Linked DNA regions of Homo sapiens: region 2 is linked to region 1. The links are chromatin loops, found by intact Hi-C in ENCODE. Cell type or tissue: mammary epithelial cell. All regions are shown on one strand. Links, peaks and the distances in the headings refer to the core of each region. The heading gives the core; the rest is flanking DNA.

Evidence for each region. A loop is a pair of places that touch in the nucleus more often than their neighbours do. Peaks named below come from ENCODE experiments on the same cell type or tissue, not always from the same donor. Only the 100,000 strongest peaks of a DNase experiment are listed, where the experiment ranks them.
Region 2: a loop joins it to region 1, with 2.3 times the contacts of the local background. A loop is called at or near these places in 5 of 110 quality-filtered maps.

Annotation. Positions count from the first base shown.
Region 1 is chr9:79,951,659-79,960,906 of GRCh38, forward strand. The region is part of intron 1 of LINC01507 (long intergenic non-protein coding RNA 1507); the gene reads left to right. Among named protein-coding and RNA genes, the nearest start is that of LINC01507, 130 kb to the left of the region's middle. In mammary epithelial cell, for the core only: a CTCF peak has its summit at 3,832 (motif pointing left); no DNase peak of the experiment used is centred there.
Region 2 is chr9:79,760,189-79,769,436 of GRCh38, forward strand. No RefSeq gene overlaps it. Among named protein-coding and RNA genes, the nearest start is that of LINC01507, 60 kb to the right of the region's middle. RefSeq lists an enhancer at 5,095-5,710. In mammary epithelial cell, for the core only: no CTCF peak of the experiment used is centred there; a DNase peak (open chromatin) is centred at 4,413.

The DNA of each region.
Region 1 (9,248 bases), core at 2,073-6,072:
ATGCACTCACCTTCATTTGAAGATAGCTTTCCTTAAGGGACATGCGTACTGCTACCCTTTCACTAGTCCTCTTAGGGCTCTAAGAAGTCCTAGACACAATCTGCTTGATTTACCTGTTTTTCTGAAAACCAAATTGACCAAATGGCTTCCAGAATATATTAAGATATTCAGACAAGTTGCAAGCACATCTTGCTCTGGACATTCAGTCATTCTGTTGTGTGATTTTGTACAAATAGCTCTAGTGATCTATTTTGAGATATCACATTAATGTCTACCAAACTTAATAGGAAAAGGAAGTTAACTTTCCTCTGTGGATATGATGAGAAGACCTAAAGGAATATATGAGAAGTTCATAATTTGTTTGAATTTCATTCTTTACTCTTCATAATTCTAAAACCTTAGACCTTTGTCCTTAGAAGAATGCAGCCTGCTATCAATTCTTGAACCCTTGTCCACTGAGGTTTGTACGAAATTGAGTAAGTTGCCCTGGACCATACAGAAGTCTAAGTAAGGTTGCCTCAAGAATTATATGATGCTGGGAGGCTTATATTTTTCTATTTAATAGTGGTTCTAATTTATTTTTTATTTTATTTTTTTCTGAAGGAGTTCTCCGTTTCTGAGAGAATCCCTCTGCTCTACCCTGATATGCATGTGGAGCAAAGACCTTCTTGATTTTCATCACTTTGCTCACCCAAAATGTTTCTTTGTAGTGGGGTTTTACTGAAAGTTTAGGGTGATGATGGGGTAAGAGTGTTGGGAGTAGATGGGAGGGCAGGAGGCATGGTGTTTAACACACAGCATTATATAGCAAAGCCTTTGGAATGGAATGTTAGACATTTGTGTCCTAAATATGCTTCAGAATCTTATCATGTTGAACTGAATTTCTCATGGGACATTTTCCACCCCCCCCCATGGACTCAAACTGCCGTATCATGCTACTTCTTCGATTTTTCCTAATGACTAATTTTTTGAGTCAGTAGGAACATTCTGAGTCTTGGAACAGTCTAGCTCTCTCCTTTTCCCCATCTGTGTCCATATCACTTCCTGAATGCCCAACTGTTAAAATCAGTGGTTTAGTATGGTATTTCTTAAACAAGGACAGCTCTCTATAGTCCACTGTACTAATAATAATGTTTCAAAATAATGAATAAATACTTGTACTCTAGAAACAATGTACTACATTTTCCTGCACAGTCCTTGGCAAATTGCTGTGCTCTGCAGTTTCAGAAGAATGGTATTGGTGGTCAAGTTTGTAGTTTAAATCTCAGAGAGCATTTACCTTTCCATGACCATGGGCATAAAATATCCTCCCTTAGTCATGATACCTCCTTAAGGTCTGTACTATGTACTTACTATCTGCTATGTGTCACCATAGTGTGACTAGACTTAGATGAAGAGAGCCCAACTAACAGAAATAAGAATTAAAACTTTCTCAATACCCAGTCTGCTGGCTACACAAGTAGTTTTCATATTTCTCAAGAAAATTTAATATTTTCTTCACATTAAAACCCCAAGTTTCTAATTAAACCTTTTCCAAAATTATGTGTGTATGTGTTATTGATGTGTCATTGTTGATATTTTGTTTGAAAAACAATTGAGCCACGTATATTTATCTTATATCTGATCACTTTATGTGCTTTATTAATCCCAAGAATTGTAGAGTATATTTACTGGGCTTTCTGAATGAATACATACATATGATTTTATTAATGATAAAAATTTCTCTCCAATAGTCAACTCTCTTTGTCTGCTTCTTATACTATTGAATTGTCTCTACAAGTTTATAATGTTGAAAAATTTCATTTTTAATTTTCTATAGTTTATAAAAATTAAATGAGGAATAGATAGTGAATGCTGTTGAATGCCTTTGAAACAGCTGAATGATTAAATTATTTATCTTTTTTCTTATTAGGCCTATTTTTTGAATAATTATATTAAGAGATTTCCCAATCCTAGGCCTGAATTCTTGGGATAAACCCTACTTAGTCATGGTAGCTAATTCTTTTGTATTAATGAATTCAGTTTGAAATATTCATATTAATAAATGAGATTTTATGTGTGTGTGTGCTCTTTATGTCTAATTTTGGCCTTAGGGTTTGTTAGCTTATGAAAAAATTCAGTAGCTTTTGTAGCACAAGAATACTGTGGTTTTTGAAAGTCTATATAATTTGTAAGCTACTTTTAAAGGTAATTTTTAGATAAACTTTTATTTAATTTCCCTGTGAGTCTTTTCATATTTTATCCTTTTTAATGGAATCATTTTAGATAATATATTATTTTCCAATAAACCCAAACATTCTGTCAAGATGTTTTAATTTTTATAATTATACAGTATTTTTTAAATTTTCTTAATCTCTATTTTAATATTTATTATACAAATATATTTTTTATTATTTATTACATTCATTATTTATTATATTTTATTTATTTTTATTTACATTTTATTTTATTTTTCCCCCCAAAATTAATATTTGTGATGTGCTTTGGCCTTGTCTTCCCACCCAAATCTTACCTTGTGGCTCCCATGGCTCCCATGTGTTGTGGGAGGGATCCAGTTGTAGATGTTCAAATCATGGGGGTGGGTCTTTCCTGTGTTGTTCTCATGAAGGAGAGTGGGTCTCATGAGATCTTATGGTTTTAAAAGCAGGAATTTCTCTGCACAAGCTCTCTCTCTTTGCCTGCTGCCATCCATGTAAGACATGACTTGCTCCTCCTTACCTTCTGCCATGATTATAAGGCTTCCCCAGTCGTGTGGAACTGTAAGTCCAATTAAACCTCTTTCTTTTGTAAATTGCCCAGTCTCGAGTATGTCTTTATCAGCAGTGTGAAAATGGACTAATACAGTAAATTGGTAACAGTAGAATGGGGTGTTGCTGAAAAGGTACCCCAAAATATGGAAGCGTCTTTGGAACTGGGTAATGGGCAGAGGTTGGAACAGTTTGGAGAGCTCAGAAGAAGACAGGAAAATGTGGGAAAGTTTGGAACTTCCTAGAGACTTGTTGAATAGCTTTGACAAAAATGCTGATAGTGATATGAACAATAAGGTCCAGGCTGAGATGGTCTCCAATGGAGATGAGGAACTTTTTGGGAACTGGAGCAAACTTGTTATGTTTTAGCAAAAAGACTGGCTGCATCCTGGCTCTGTCCTAGAGATTTGTGGAACTTTGAACTTGAGAGAGATGATTTAGGGTATCTGGTGGAAGAAATTTCTAAGCAGCAAAGCATTCAAGACACGACTTGGGTGCTTTTAAAGGCATTCAGTTTTATAAGGGAAGCAGAGCATAAAAGTTCAGAAAATTTGCAGCCTGACAATGTAATAGAAATGAAATTCAAGCCAGCTACACATATTTGCATAAGTAATGAGGAGCCAAATGTTAGTTCCCAAGACAATGAAGAAAATGTCTCCAGGGCATGTCAGAGGTCTTCATGGAAGCCCCCTTCCATCACAGGCCCAGAGGTCAGGAGGAAAAAGTGGTTTCATGGGCTGGGCCCAGGGTCCTCTGCTGTGTACAGTCTAGGCACTTGGTGCTCTGCATCCCAGCCACTCCAACTATGGCTGAAAGGGGCCAATGTAGAGCTCAACTGTAGCTTCAGAGGGTGCAAGCCCCAAGCTTTGGCAGCTTCCATGTGGTGTTGAGCCTTTGGGTGCACAGAAGTCAAGAATTGAGGTTTGAGAACCTCTGCCTAGATTTCAGAAGATGAATGGAAAGTGGCTGGATGCCCAGGCAGAAATTTGCTGCAGGGGTGGGGCCCTCATGGAGAACCTCTGTTAGGGGAACGCAGAAGGGAAATATGGGGTCAGAGCCTCCACACAGAGTCCCTACTGGGGCACCACCTAGTGGAGATGTGAGAAGAGGGCCACTGTCCTCCAGAGCCCAGAATGGTAGATTCACCAACAGCTTACACCGTGTGCCTGGAAAAGCCACAAATGCTCAATACCAGCCTGTGAAAGCAGCTGAGAGGGAGGCTGTACATTGCAAAGCCACACGGGCAGAGCTGCCCAAGACAACCCCTTTTATTTGATAACTCAGTTATTTAAAAAAATTTATTTTTAGTACCAACTTGGCAACATAGCAAGACCTCATCTCCACTAAACGTAAGAAAAATCAGCCAAATGTGGTGGTGCACTCCTGTAGTCCCAACTATCCAGTAGGCTGAGGCAGGAGGATGGCTTGAGCCCAAGAGTTCAGTGAGCTATGATTGCACCACACTGCACTCCAGCCTGGGCAAACTCAAAAAAAGCCCAAAGTTTATTTTGAAATAAAATTAGATTTACAGAAGCATTTTAAAAGTAGTTCAGAAAGGTCCTATATCCTCTTTACTCAAATTTACCCAATGTTAACATCTTATACAACCATGATATATTTGTCAAAATTAAAAAATTATCATTAATGCAGTATTATTAACTAACTGTACTCTTTATTTGGATTTCATCAGTTTTTGCACTTTTTTTCCTCTTTCAGTATCCAATGCCTTTGATTTTCATGCTGTCTTAATATCTCCAGTTTGTGACAGTGTCTTACGATCTTGACACTTTTGATAAGTATATTCAACCATTTTTTCAATGATGGTTAGTGATGGAACACATTCTTCATCTATTATTTCTGCTTCTATTCCAGTCATTCACTTTTTTCACCTTGGGAACATACCTAATTAATAGGTTTGATCTCCATTGTCTTATTTCCTTATCTGTCATGTTCTTTCAAAGATTTTCTTCTCTTTTACACCCTGTCACTTTAGAGTGTTTCTTATGTTTTTCTTCTACCTTGATTTTTTTTTATTATCTGCAATGCCATTCTCTTTATCATCAACATTAAAAATTTTTCTGGTCTAAAGTGGGTTTACATGCAACACTTTCTTACATAACATTTTATCTTAGCTTGTAATCTATGCATTTCATCTACTATAATTACATTTCAGCCCATTGGTGCCTTTTCATTATATGCCCAAGTTTCATAGAGCAGAAAGTAACAAGGGAAAAAGAAAATAAAGTAGGTATAAAAAGAAAACTGGAAAGAAGTACATGCTGCTGCATAGAGAGAGAGGCAGAGACCAACTGCTTTGGTTTTGAGGATTTGCAATTCAAGTCTCTTCTGAAGCCTGACTACATTACATTGCCAAAAGCTTTGCAGCAGTTTCTTCTGGTTCCTATAGTGAATCATTTTCGGAAATTTGTTTCGTACGAAATTACCTTTTCCTTATTTTTCAGGACTTTTTGTTTTGAATAGGCCCAATTTTGTCTTTCCTCTCCTTACACATCCTCAAGTGTGGTGTGTTTGATCCACACAGTTAACCAGCCTTCAGTCCATTAGAAATTACTTTGATTTACTTCTGCCTTCCTTGGGCACTGATTGAGACCCCTTTCTACATCCACAGATGGAAATACCTGTAGAATTCCAGCTTAAATTCTAAAGCTGAGCATGCTCTAATCTAGTGTTGCTCTGTTGAAAAAAGTGAAATGCTCTCCTGTTCTGGATCACTGCTCAGTTTCTTGAGATTCCAGGTAATATGGTGTATACAAAATAGACTTCCTTAAGATGAACTGCATCCAGATTTCTTCCTATTTCTATCCACAACAATTTACTTTGGGTGGCTATACTTCCCACAGAGCAATATGGCATTATTCCCCTCCATATTTCTCTAGCTGTTGTTTTCTGAGACCAGTGGTTTCTGGGTAGATATTAAAAAAAAATGAGGCAAGGAGTAAAGCAAAGTGCTAAGAGCACAGAGATGACTACATTCTTTAAAAGATTAATATAGATTGCCAGTCAATTGTGGGAGGGTGAAAATTATCCCCCTATATTTTGAAGGGTGAGCAGAACTGCTTAGCCATGATGCAAAGGATGGGGAGAGCACATTTTTTTTTTTACTTTATGTATTAATTAGTTGATTCAACAAATATATGTATATATTGGATCATTGTTATGTGCAAGGCACTGTACTTCATCCTGGTAACACATATCTAAACAAGAAAGTCATGTTCCCTGCCTCCATTAATTTTTTTTCTCAGTTGCTGGAAATTCATTAGCATTTTTGAATGTCGGCATTTATGGCGTGTACCTTTCTCCATAGAGTTATTATCATAACTAAACATGATAATCCATGTCTGGTGTCTCCTGCATGGTAAGCACTGCATGTTAGCTTTTTTTTTTTTTATTATGATTATTATGAGTACTACTACTTTCTCTATTACCATTGGTCAGACATTAAGGCAAACACCTCGCATGCATCATCACATTCAGTCTTCAGAACAAGCCTTTAGGGAGGATGTCAGCCTTAGTTTTCAGTGTTCTGTTTTTATCTATTTTTTTCTTGGGCATTTTGGTGAACTGTTGGAGTAGGCTGTGTAAGGGATTGATAATAATTTTTCTTTCTCCTGTTCTCTTTGATCCTGTTTCCCATTTTTGCCCATTAATTTTATCATTCATTGATGATGGTACTGACACCAATTTTAATACCTGTTGATTATTCTTGTTCACAACTATTACTGTGGTGTTTACTAAATTGGTTATTTTTTATTTCCATCACCGTACCTACTATTGTTCATTGGTATTTTGCTGTAGCAAGAGCTTGCACTTCTCCTCTCTTTAATTATGAAACTTTATTTATGTCAGTATATACTCATGAATATTCATTTATAATCATTAAATATTTTGTGACTCAAATTGACCCAGGTTTGAACATTGAGAGCCCTTTACAGTTAGTTGTCTCCTGTTTTGGATAATATTTTAAATTGGAAATCTCTTAGCTTTTTCTGCCAAGTTTACTATTATACAAAATGTTGAAAGAATTATACAGTAGATACTCATATGGATTCTACAATTTGCATTTTTTCTGTATTTCCTTTATAATATAGCTATCTAATCATCAATCATCTTATCCTTTGTTGATATGACAAAGTATGCTGCCGACATACGTACACTACACCCCAAAACACTTCAGCTTGCATATCATTATCTAGAGTTCAATATTTGTTTATAGTTCGTTTTTGAGGTATAATTAAATAATATGAAATGAACAAATCTTAAGTGTGCCATTAAAGGAGTTTGGATAAATGCATATACCTGTATCAAACAAATCCCTCTAATGATATACAACATTATCATCATCACCCTAGGAAGTTCCCTAATACATCTTTATAGTAGAGAGATTTATATTCTTTTGGGTATATACGCAATGATGGAATTGTTGGGTCAAATGGTAATTCTGTTTCCGCTTCTTTGAGGAATCTCCACGTGGCTTTCCACAATGGCTAAAAAATACCTATTAGGTACTATGCATATTACCTGGACGATGAAATAATCTGTACACCAAACTGCCGTGACATGCAGTTTACCCATATAGCAAACTTGCACAGGTACACCTGTGCAGGTTAAGAAAAAAAAAAAAAAGAAATTCCCTAATTCTTCTTTCTTTCCAAGTAACCACTGTGCCCACCTCCCTGTAGACTAGATTTCTCTCTACTAGAAGTTGATATAAGTAGAATCATAAATTAGATACTCTTTTGTAGGGCTCCTTTCACTCAACATGTTTTCAAGATTCATCACATTGTTATTCTCAGTAGTTCATTCCCTTTAATTATTGAATAAAATTCCATTGCACAGACATAACACTGTTTATCCATTTTCCAATTGGTGAATACCAGAACATTTCTAATTGTTGCCTATTATGAGTAAAGCTGCTATGAATCTTCTCGTCCAAGTCTTTCTGTGGACCCTAGAAAGGGTTTTGCTCCCTGAATGTACATCACAGATGTGAGCCATACCTCCTTCTCTCACAGCTTGCTTGCCGCCAGCCTCACCCATGTGAGACCTTGTGGCCCTGTTTGTACCAATGATTCCACTCCCCTGACCCTGCTTATTGGGTGGTGTATACACCTAACCCATTTGGAGAAAGCAGATTATTTTTTCTAAGAACCTAAACTTCTGGAGCTATGGACAAACGTAGGCATGGAGAAATAGAGAAAGCCAATTTGCCAAAAGAAGAATGCAGACTTAGGGGGACAGAAACAAGGGGCAGGATAGCCTGTCCTAAAGAGGGAGAATGGAAAAAATAGCTGCCTATTTTTGACGGTTTCCTCATTCTGGACTCTCCAAGGCTTTGGTTGCATTTCCTTTCTCAGGTTTCGTAACATTTTTTTCTATATAATAATACATTCTCTAATAAATTCTATTATTATTTATTCAAGTTAGCTCAATATATTTTGGATATTTCCTACTGAAAATCTTGACTAAATCACTGAAAACAAAATACCACAAGTATAGATTTGTTGTTTGGTCTAAATTCCAGTCTGTACACATAACAGAGCCTAGCATAGAGTATATACTCAATAAAGGTTTGTTGACTGACGAATGACTGAAAAGTGTAAACACTGTGAACAAGGCAATAATAAAGGTGATTGGTTGGTTATAGTCTAGGATAAATGGCTCAATCAGAAAATTTCCTGTGAGCAGGTTTTTAATGACAGGAAGGAGGAGAGAATATCCAACTGGGGAACTTTCTACCTGAGTAAGGAATGATTTCTTCTATAGCCTCCTAAAAAAGGAGGGCTCTGGAACAAGAAGTATAGCAAAACCAAGTATTCCTACAACACATAAATGGTCAGGGCCCCATGTGAGGCACTGCAGAAAAGATAGAGGACTTAGTCTTAGTTCTCTACCGTTTTTGGATGCAGACTTAACCTACTTCACCCTCCTGTTTAGGATCCAGGCAGAGGAAATGGGGTGAGTGAATGTTAGAAGCTAGGAATTTTTCTCTCCCTCCCTCTGGAAAGGCTTTATCTAACTTTCTCTGCAGTGGAAACTTAGAGACACTCAGCATTCAAATAAAGTAGGTTGCCCGAATTTTCATCATCCCAATCCACATTGGAAATGTGTCTATTTTCTGAGAAACCACTGAGCTCAATCTACATTTCTTATTACCATTTAGAAAAAGAGGGATGGCAGTTGACTGTAACAGATAAAGGGCAATTGCTTATTTTTCAATCAATTCTTATTGATTTGGGAGACACAGGTCCTTAACTGTATGTGTGCTTCATCTTCCCGTTGGAAATTTCTACTTCATTTGATAAATGGATTCTAGTTTAAATTACAGTGCAACATCCTTGTGTGCATTGTAGGAGGAGGCTTTAGGTCTTTCAAATACAAGAGAGGAGTGTTTACAAAACAAGTAAACCTTTCCCTATACTGGCTGCCTTGACTGGTAGTGCAGGTTCTGAAATCAGACTGCCTGGATTTGAATCCTGGCTG
Region 2 (9,248 bases), core at 2,349-6,348, 190 kb before region 1:
ATTTATGCCCAGGACCTCCCCTTCTCTTTGTGTTTCACAGAGGATGATGGCCAATCATTTTTGTTGGACACACCTGCATCCAGGCAATTGAGGGAGTGAGAAAACACATGCCAATCATCTGACCTGGGTGGTGAAGCCAACCTCTACAGTGTTGTCCCCAAAGGTGGGGCAGAAACTGGCTCTTTGCTTTCCAGCCCCATTTCCTTGTCCAGTGCACACTGCAAGGCTACTTAGGTTAGGGCTACGGGGTCTAAGTTCTGGATAATGGAACATGTTACATGGGATGTGATGTCCAAGCCTGATGATGGAACAGCAGCCTAATATTTCATACTTTCTTATGTCTCTTTCTTTTAGCCAAATGCAGAGGAACCACTCTGAGAAGCCACCGGATGTTAGGAGCCTGTGTTCCCAAATCACCACATTGAAGGCTGGCCACTGAAAACCCAATTGGATGATGATGTGAGCAAGAAATAAGCCTTTATTTTATGAAGTCAGTGAGATTTGGAGGTTGTTAGTTTCATGAGCTAGTGTTAGTAACTATCAAAAAATATAAAAGATCATAGTTCCTTTCTTCAAAGATACTTCTGACAAGGAACTGTGCTGGGTTGAATTCAGATAATGCTCTAGGACAAATCTTTCTCATTGGTATAAAAAAGAGGCTTGTCATCTTTTCTCACTACCTTTAAAGTGGCTAGGCAAGCCAGGCTCTGCCCATGTGTTGAGTGATCATTCAGAATTGGTATTATAATTTGGCAAACAAAAATGCTTTGATTGATTAAAACAATGGATCCCATTTAGAGTTTTTTGGGTGTCTGGAATTTTGAACATTGGTTTACCTTTGCAAATGGTAAAATAATTGCTGGGTATTTTTAGCAGAAGGTGTGATATGATTTAGGAGATGGCATAATAATTCTGCAAAAGTCTGGACAGGCTACTTTTTATGCTTCAGGGTAGATTACACATAATAAACCCATTGGATGAGGGGAAATACAGGCCACAAATGCTATTTTATGTATGTGGAATGTGGGGAGAGAAATGAGCCAAGGGAAAAAGGCTAGAAACCAAAGTGAATGAGCAGGCAAAAATGATGGTCAGAAGGGGAGTTTTCCAGTGATTTTGTTTGGCAGACATTAAAAATATATATAAAATTGCAGATTGTAGTCATAGTAATGGAACCTGTAAGGTGACACTTTAGTGCCCATGATGTAGGCATGGTGATCCTACATGAATTTATTCTTCTCTACAGAGTAGGTAGGAATAAGACTTTACTTGTTTGATGTAAGACACATAGTGACATTGGAAAAACTATAATATCTGAGTGGCCTCTCAGACGAGTTAGTTACACATCAGCTAAGGCATTAGATGTGTTGGGCACTTGTCACATAGAGCCATGTATTCTTGTTTTTCATGTCCATGTCCATAAGGCAGCCTGGTGCAATCGTTGACTCATGGGTCAGAAATCTAAACTTAAATTTTGACTCCATACCTTATTCTAGGTGTAACCCTAGGCACATTCTATAACCCCTTGGAGCTTTAATGTCCACTCCTATCAGATGAGGATCACACAGACATTTTATGAGATACAAATGCAAAACAAAAACAAAAACAACAACAACAACAACAACAAAAAACAACCATGTGAAAACCGTGACAGCAGTACCTGGCATATCACTAGTATTCAATCCAGTAATCCCTTCTTTCTGTCTTCCATTTGATATGAAGTTCCTTGAGGGAAGGGATCAGGGCACGCTCATTTTGCATCACCTTAAGGGCCTGGCACATTGCAGATACTAGATAAATGTTTATTAAATGCACAAATGAAAAGGGCCAGTGGTCAGATTATGGGGCTAACTGGACTCCAGTAAATTAAAATACTGATTTTTCTCCTCTCACGAAATTTCCCTTAAGATGGGTGTATTAGATAAGATTTAATTCCACAGCATTCAACAGAGACTCAAGGACAGTGGCTAAAAAGATAGAAGTTCATTTCATGCACATGCAAAAGCCTTACTATAGGCAGAGCAGGGCTGGTGTCCTGGCTCCAGTGGAGGTCCCAGGGGCCTTTGACCTCATCGTCCAAGATGGAGTAAAGGCGGGAAGAAGCTGCCCGCAGACACTGCCTTTAATGAAACAGCCAGGAAACTCCCTCATGTCCCCTTAGCCAGAAGTTCTAGTTGCAGCACCGGGAATGTGATTTTTAGTTCAGGTGGCCACGCAGCTTCCATTAGCTTGGGAAAGGAGAACAGATAAAACAGTCTAAAGTTCCTCCCATAGACTTTCTTCTGTAATACTGCTTCGAAAGTGGAATGATTGCTGGTATCACATCCTGGACCATGAGGTTGGTAATCATGTCCCAGTGACGGAGGAGAGAAAGGACAGAAGCACCCCGAGTCCCAGATAAAGGAGGAGCTACCCGACAATCTTGAATTGCCTGTTTATGTGTGAGAAATAAATTTCTTTCTGAAAACTCTGATTCTTTTTGGATCTTTGTTGCCCACGGCTAAATTTCTACGCTAAGCACTACAATCCAGCTGGTGCACATGCGCGCCTGTGTGGCTCTAGGTGAGCATGGAGCGCTTTAACTCTTCCGCGCATGCTCAGCCTTAGCCATTGCCCAGGATGCTCCGGTCCTCTCACTTTTCGTCCTGCCTGGGCAGCCCCATGGACTGGCAGGAAACCGTTCTTCTCTCCACCCAGCTATGGCTTCATTCCATTAGGCTGGAATTTAAATCAGGGGTGAGTTAATATACAGAATTGTACCCCAGTGGCCTCCAATTTATTCTCTTCTCACTTATGGGGTCAGGCCCCGTATAGTTATGTTTTATACTAGCAGTACAAATTGTACAAGACTCTTACAAAAATCAAGCCAATCAGAAGTAATAAGATGATAAAACTCAGCCCTCCCTCACTGTAAGAACTCTCAGCATGTGAAAATTTATATATGTAGAATGATAATGCCTCTACAAAAAGACGGATCCCATTACAAAATAATTACTGAAAACCTAGTAGTTTGCTAAAGACCTAAATACACGTAAATAGGAGCATTTCCTTACAAATTTACGGTACTGTGCCCAAATTTTGCTCACTGAAAATGTTCTCTTACTGCATCTGTTACACAAAGATAGACCAGCTCAAACACCCATCCTGGGTCTGGATAAAATAGATGGAATTTTATCAATCTAACTTTTTTTTTCAGTGTTGCTGCTTTGACATTAAGTAGGCAGTATGAGTAACCTGAAGGAATAGTAAATAAATATATTCTAAAGAAATAGTAAGGGAATTAAAGTAAAGTGGTGTTCCGGTGTTCACACAAGATCAAGCTTTCTACGTTTCTTCTCCATTACATTTTATCATAGTTCTGACACACCTTTTTTTCACATTTTAGAGTTCATGCCTTGTGTACTTTACAGTTTTATACCGTGTATGTTTTTAATGTCATTAAAAAAAAAAGCCTCAACTCTAGGCATTTTCACTTCTTATGCCGTGGCTGATACTACAGAAGGTTGGAACTAAAATAATCATGACCCCTTAAGGCAAGACCTCCAGCTTTTGAAGTGGGCCAGACTTCATGCCTAACAGCTTGAACCTCTAATAACACAGAGGGATAGAAAAAGAGCCTAGGATGAGAAGCCAGCCTTTCATCTGGGCTGTCTTTTCCTTCTGAGTTCTTACAAAGGACTACTTTAATTATCTATTCTGTTGCTTTTCTTAGCAGGCAGAAAATTTTCTGGGTTTAAATGTAACATCTTTCTTTACCCATGAATCTATGGAGAAGTCCACTTTTCATGAGCAGTCAATTAAATCACTCATCAGCTCTGCGGCCCCAGTTCCATTTGCAGCTCACACTGCAACTTCATGAGGAGGAGAGGTGCTGGCAGGCATCCAAGTCCACACACCAGGCTACAAAACCAAAGTTTGGGAAGTGTTGAGTACCATCTCTACAGGATTATGCCGCCACAAGTGTGCCATTGTGAACCGCCGTCAGAGCCCTGGATTAGGTTTATTATCTCCTCTTCCATTCCCCGGGAATGCCTGCTCCAGATAGGCAGGGACTGGCAAATCTTTTACCAGCATTCTAAGTACAAGTTTATGGAACAAAATTCAGTTAGCAGAGGGAAAGGCACGCACAGATACAGACCATACATGATTATCATTATTGTACAAACATCTGGCTTCCACCCAGAATATCCACTCTACAGTCCATCCTTATTCTCTGCCTCTGGAAAGCAGGATGCTCCCTTTCCAGGGCTCCTCATCCAAGCCTGCCTTGTCTAGGGGTTCCCCCTGTGACCAAGGCAGTGAGCTCTGATCTGGCTGGAGTCCCCTGGTACTTCTCCAAGATTCCAATGGAGCGTGCTCATTAGGAGTTTTGCTTTTCTTGTTTCTAGGTTCCCCACGTTGGTTGTTGAACTATAGTCACTCCACTTGGAGAAAGAAAGCAGAGAGAACCCTCGGGGGTTCATTCCTAAAGCAGTGACTCACTTTGTCTTCTTGCCACTGTTGCTGGCCTATCATCTACCTCCATCTGTCTCTATGCTGGACCAAGCAGACACCAGAGACATTTAAAAAAAAGTCTCTCTGCATCAAAAATGATCAGCAGAACCCCACCTAATCATAGGTCAGGTGCTTCCAGCTTGAATTCTTCTCCATGACAGACCCCTGCAGATGAACTCTGGTGGCGACTTTCTGTTCTGCCTTTTGTTTTGTTCCTGTGTGAACCACAGTTGCTCGGCTGAGTGGAGGGAAGACAGTGCTGAACTTGAAGCCGGCAGACAGCAGTTTTGATCCTCCTGGCTTGTGAACTTAGCATTGGTGTAACCTTCAGATATTGTTTAACCTAATTGAGACTCAGTTTCTTCACCAGTAAAATGGATACACGAAAGCCCCTGCTGAGTCAGCAGGAGCTAACAGAAACCCCTTCCTCAGGCCCTCAGACTTAATCTCCATATGATTAAGGATTTACTACACGTGTTCTGTTTAATAGCCAAAAGCCAGACTCACTTGAGAAAGTACAAATGGAAGCCAATATCGAAATCTAGAGACTACTAATTGATAGAAAAAAGCTCAGCAGAGTCTGATATATAGTGGAGATTCAGCGGGATTAGCACTCTTTGCCTTTACAGCAGTCCCCTGCAGCACCTGATGGATATGCTTTCACTCTAGATTCCAGGCAGAAATCCCTAGGAAATCAAGGAACAGGAGGTGAAAAGTATTAAATCCTCATTGCAAGACATTCGGTATTGTTAGATTTTCTCTTACAGAGCGAGCTTGTTGGTGTGTGTTCTCTTAAAGCAGAATCGTAAAGCTAAATAGCACTTATCTGATTCTGTTCAGGAGTGATCGCTGAAGGTCTGTAAGTGCCTCGAGGTGAGGCTTCTCTAACTTCCCAGTCTCCTTATTGATTGTGATCGGAGGTGGCAGAGTCTGAGCTTGCCTGAGGTACCTGACCAGCCAAGGAAGGGATTCCTGGGGTATGTGGTCATTTAAAAAACCATACTTGTGGATAAGGCAGTCACGGTGCAGGGGGTCGGTTTGGATGTGAAGGGGAGAGCTGAGGCTATTACCATAGAGGAATTCTTTCTTTAGAAAGGCTTCTCATCTCTCTTCATGTGTGGTTTTGGGGCAGAAAAGAGGTTGGAATCAAATTCTGTTCAGCTTTCATCACTCCCATGTCACTCAGATGGGGCACTCTTACTATTGAAATTAATGCCTTTGGTATTAATTCCGATAGTACGGCTTCCTTGGAAAGATTGATGGCCGGCCTTTGATTCGTTTGCCCTGTGTGCATGTTTACTGAGTACTTACGTGACACATTTTTTCAAGTGTCCTGCAGGTCTTAGCTCATTTATTCCTCACAGCATCTCCATGAAGTGGGCAGCATTTTTATCCCTAATGCACAAAGGAAGAAACAGAGGCAGAGAGAGGCAAAGCTTTCTTAGCACCCTTCTATTGCTAGGGATCCTTTATGTTGTACGGCTATTGACTTGAAGGTCTCAGTTTCCAATGAATTTTTCCTAAATGATCTAGCCCGCACCATTTGCTCACTAAGCAATTAGTATGTTTGTTTCACACAATGACAGACAATCTGGACAGTAGGGGAGAGTACCACCGGGAGGCATCGCTGATACTAGATCCTGTATGTCATAGAGCAGATGGCCTGGACGGTCATAGAGTACACCTGTAATTTTAAGATATTTTCTCAGCCTCTGACCTCATGCCTGTGGTTCTGTAAAACATCTCACATTTCCTTCCAAAGCAAAGGCACCAATGTGCATTTCTTCTCAAATGATTTTGAAAGCACTCTTGATAGTCTATCCAGTTTGAATACATTTGTGAAGCAAATTCCAAAATTGCGTATTATATCTTCTGGAATGGTGCTTGGTTTGGATATGGTTTATTGGTCCCCACCAAATCTTATGCTGAAATTTGATCCCTGGTGTGGCAATATTAGATATATAGCCTGGTGGGGTGTGTTTGGATCATGAGAATGGATCGCTAATGAATGGCTTGGTGTCCCCAGGTTTGTCCCTTCTTCGCACATACTTGCTTCTCCTTTGACCTTCTCCGACATGTTTTGACTCATCACAGAAGACCTCACCAGAAGCCAAGCAGATGTAGGAGCCATGCTTCTTTCACAGCCTACAGAACGGTGAGCTAAATAAACATCTTTTCTTTATAAATTACTCAGTCTCAGGTATTCTTTTATAGTAACACAAAATGGACTAAGACACATCATTACTGTAAAATAAAGGAAGATTTTAAAAAGTGGAATTAAACATCCAGTTACTCCATAGACAATTAGGAATAATTTGGGCAGCATGGTAACAGCCCGTGCACGGCATTTGGGATCCACTCCTGCTCTTTGAACCCAGAAGAACCTGATTCAAATTTGATTGACAACATGACCAGGGTAGGATGCCTACAGCTGGGGTCTGGTTGAAATGAGATGGGATGATCAAAGCAGGTGATCTGCTGTAGTAGAATGGTAAACCGGGATTCTTGTCAGGATGCTGGCAGACAATATTGAAAAATTGGAGTAAAGTGAGTAAGAAAGAATGTGGAAGGCAGGTAAAATTGATGAAGGCAAGTGATTCAAACCCTAGGCAAGTGTGGTCACCATGCTGTTTTTTATAGTAGCTGGCATAGGTGAAGTGCCACCTGGGAGCCAGGCTAGACAGCACTGGATTTGCTCACATATGAGCCAAAGAATGCCGAGTTATCTGTGACAACAGGTGTTTTTAAGGATGGAAAAGGAGCAGGGTCTGATTCTCTGCTCTGTTCTTACCCCATGAGTCTAGTGACAACACATTGTGTGTTTCCAATTTTCCCCCAATGCCATGACCTTTAGGAATTCCATCCATTTGGCCCCTTAGCATGGGTTAGTCCAATGCAGGTTGGCAGTATTGGGAATTCACCTATTCTCAGGCAGTCAAACAGCCTCTTCCATCCTCCTTTTCCCTCTCCCACCTCTTGAAATACTTTACACCCTTCAAGGTGCATGTCAGAGGCTACTAGTCTACAAGGCTTCTCCAATAGTGTTTACTCCTCTCTGGAGCTGGATTTAGTCTTTCTCTCTTTCGTGCTTCCTGTATTATAGCACACACCAAAGACTATCTTGTATTTATCTTCATTATTTGTGTTCACATCTTACCTTGACTGAAAGCTCCCTGATGGTAGGATTCATATTTTCCTCCTCATTGCTGCCTCCATATCACTCTTCATAGTGCCTTGTACAAAGTGAATGCCTAATGACTTCTTGTTGAATTGAAGCAGGTTAAAAATCTGCCATAGTCCAGGTTGAAGTGAAAACATCAAATATTTTTGAAAATGTGTAGATTTGGGTGGTGGATTGAGGCAGAAATAGATGAGGCCCCAGGGAGTAGACACATTTGCAAGTTTGATTTCTACACCAAGCCCGTGTAGATCTGTTTCCTCCCTAAGCAATCTATCATTTTCATTGTTTTCTTCTATATGGTCTGTTTGTTCTTCTTGCTTTTTCAGAGATTAACTGAAGAGCATTCGTTTTTCTGGCATTCTCTTTGGGTTATAGCAGAGCTTCTTTTGCCAGTGGAGGGGAGGGGCTCTCTGGGCTCCTGCAGGGCTGCTCTCCTGCCTCTCCTCTCTCTTAGTCTGGAGTGCAGCGCTGACCTCCTTTCCCTGTGAGGGAGAATCTCATCTGGCCACCAGGCTTGGACTTGTTTGGCACCAGGAGAAGATAAGACAATGTAAGCAACAAGTTTCCTTTCATACCAGCTGGTTGGGGATTAGCCTCACCAGCCCCAAGGCAAAGCTTGCCTTTGCTGTTTAAAATAATAATCTATGCTTGCTTTTGTATATCTTAAGGACTGGGCGCAACAGTTCACAAATGAAAAGCTGATACAGAAATTCTTCTCTTCCTACCCTAATGTTTTCATTTTGTTTTGGGCCATTTGTTTTAAAACAGGGGATGTTCTATATCTGCAGTGGCCCCCTAACTGAAATATTAGACAATTTCTTTCTTGAGAATAATTCCCATCTCTACGAGCCTGGATTTGGGGAAGGGGGAGAGAGGGAGAGAGGGAAACAGAGAGAGAGAGAGAGAGAGAGAGAGAGAGAGAGAGAGAGGGAAGTCTGAGGGCTTGGGGAAGGAGTTTCTCCTCAGCTCCTGGTGACTCAGCTGGGCTGTCTGGGCTATGGAAGACGCAGGAGAAGAGAGGCATTTGGAAGCAGGTGAATGGAATGATCCAACACATCTCAATCAGGCCACAGGGGCAATAAAGGAGACATGAAATGTCCCCTAGTCCTTCCAATCCATCTTGGATATTTCAGGCCCCAGTGGTCTTTGGTCTTTAAGAATTTTCATCATCTCTAGTCTCTTTCTGATCACAACCAGCATTCAGTAACTGAAAGCACAAGAATTTCACCTGTCCCTAAGTGCTGGCAAGACATCAGAAAACAGTAAGCATAAATCAGGAGTAGAAAATACAGCTTCACGCATATGTAACCAGTGGGTTTTACAAGCATCAATTGGGTTATAAGCAAAACACAGCATTATAGTCTTTCATCCAGCATATCTTGAAGCTCAATTAAGTGGGATTAATTTTCCCCTGGCTTGGGATGTCAGCTCTGTGGATCTTACTGCTTTTGCCTCCATTCTTATACAGAAGGTACTCCAAGGTCACTGCAGGTTGCAAACACACTCTCAATTCAGTAATTAGAATGTCATGGTAAAGATGCTCATCAAAACTTTGAACGTGATAGCATTGCAT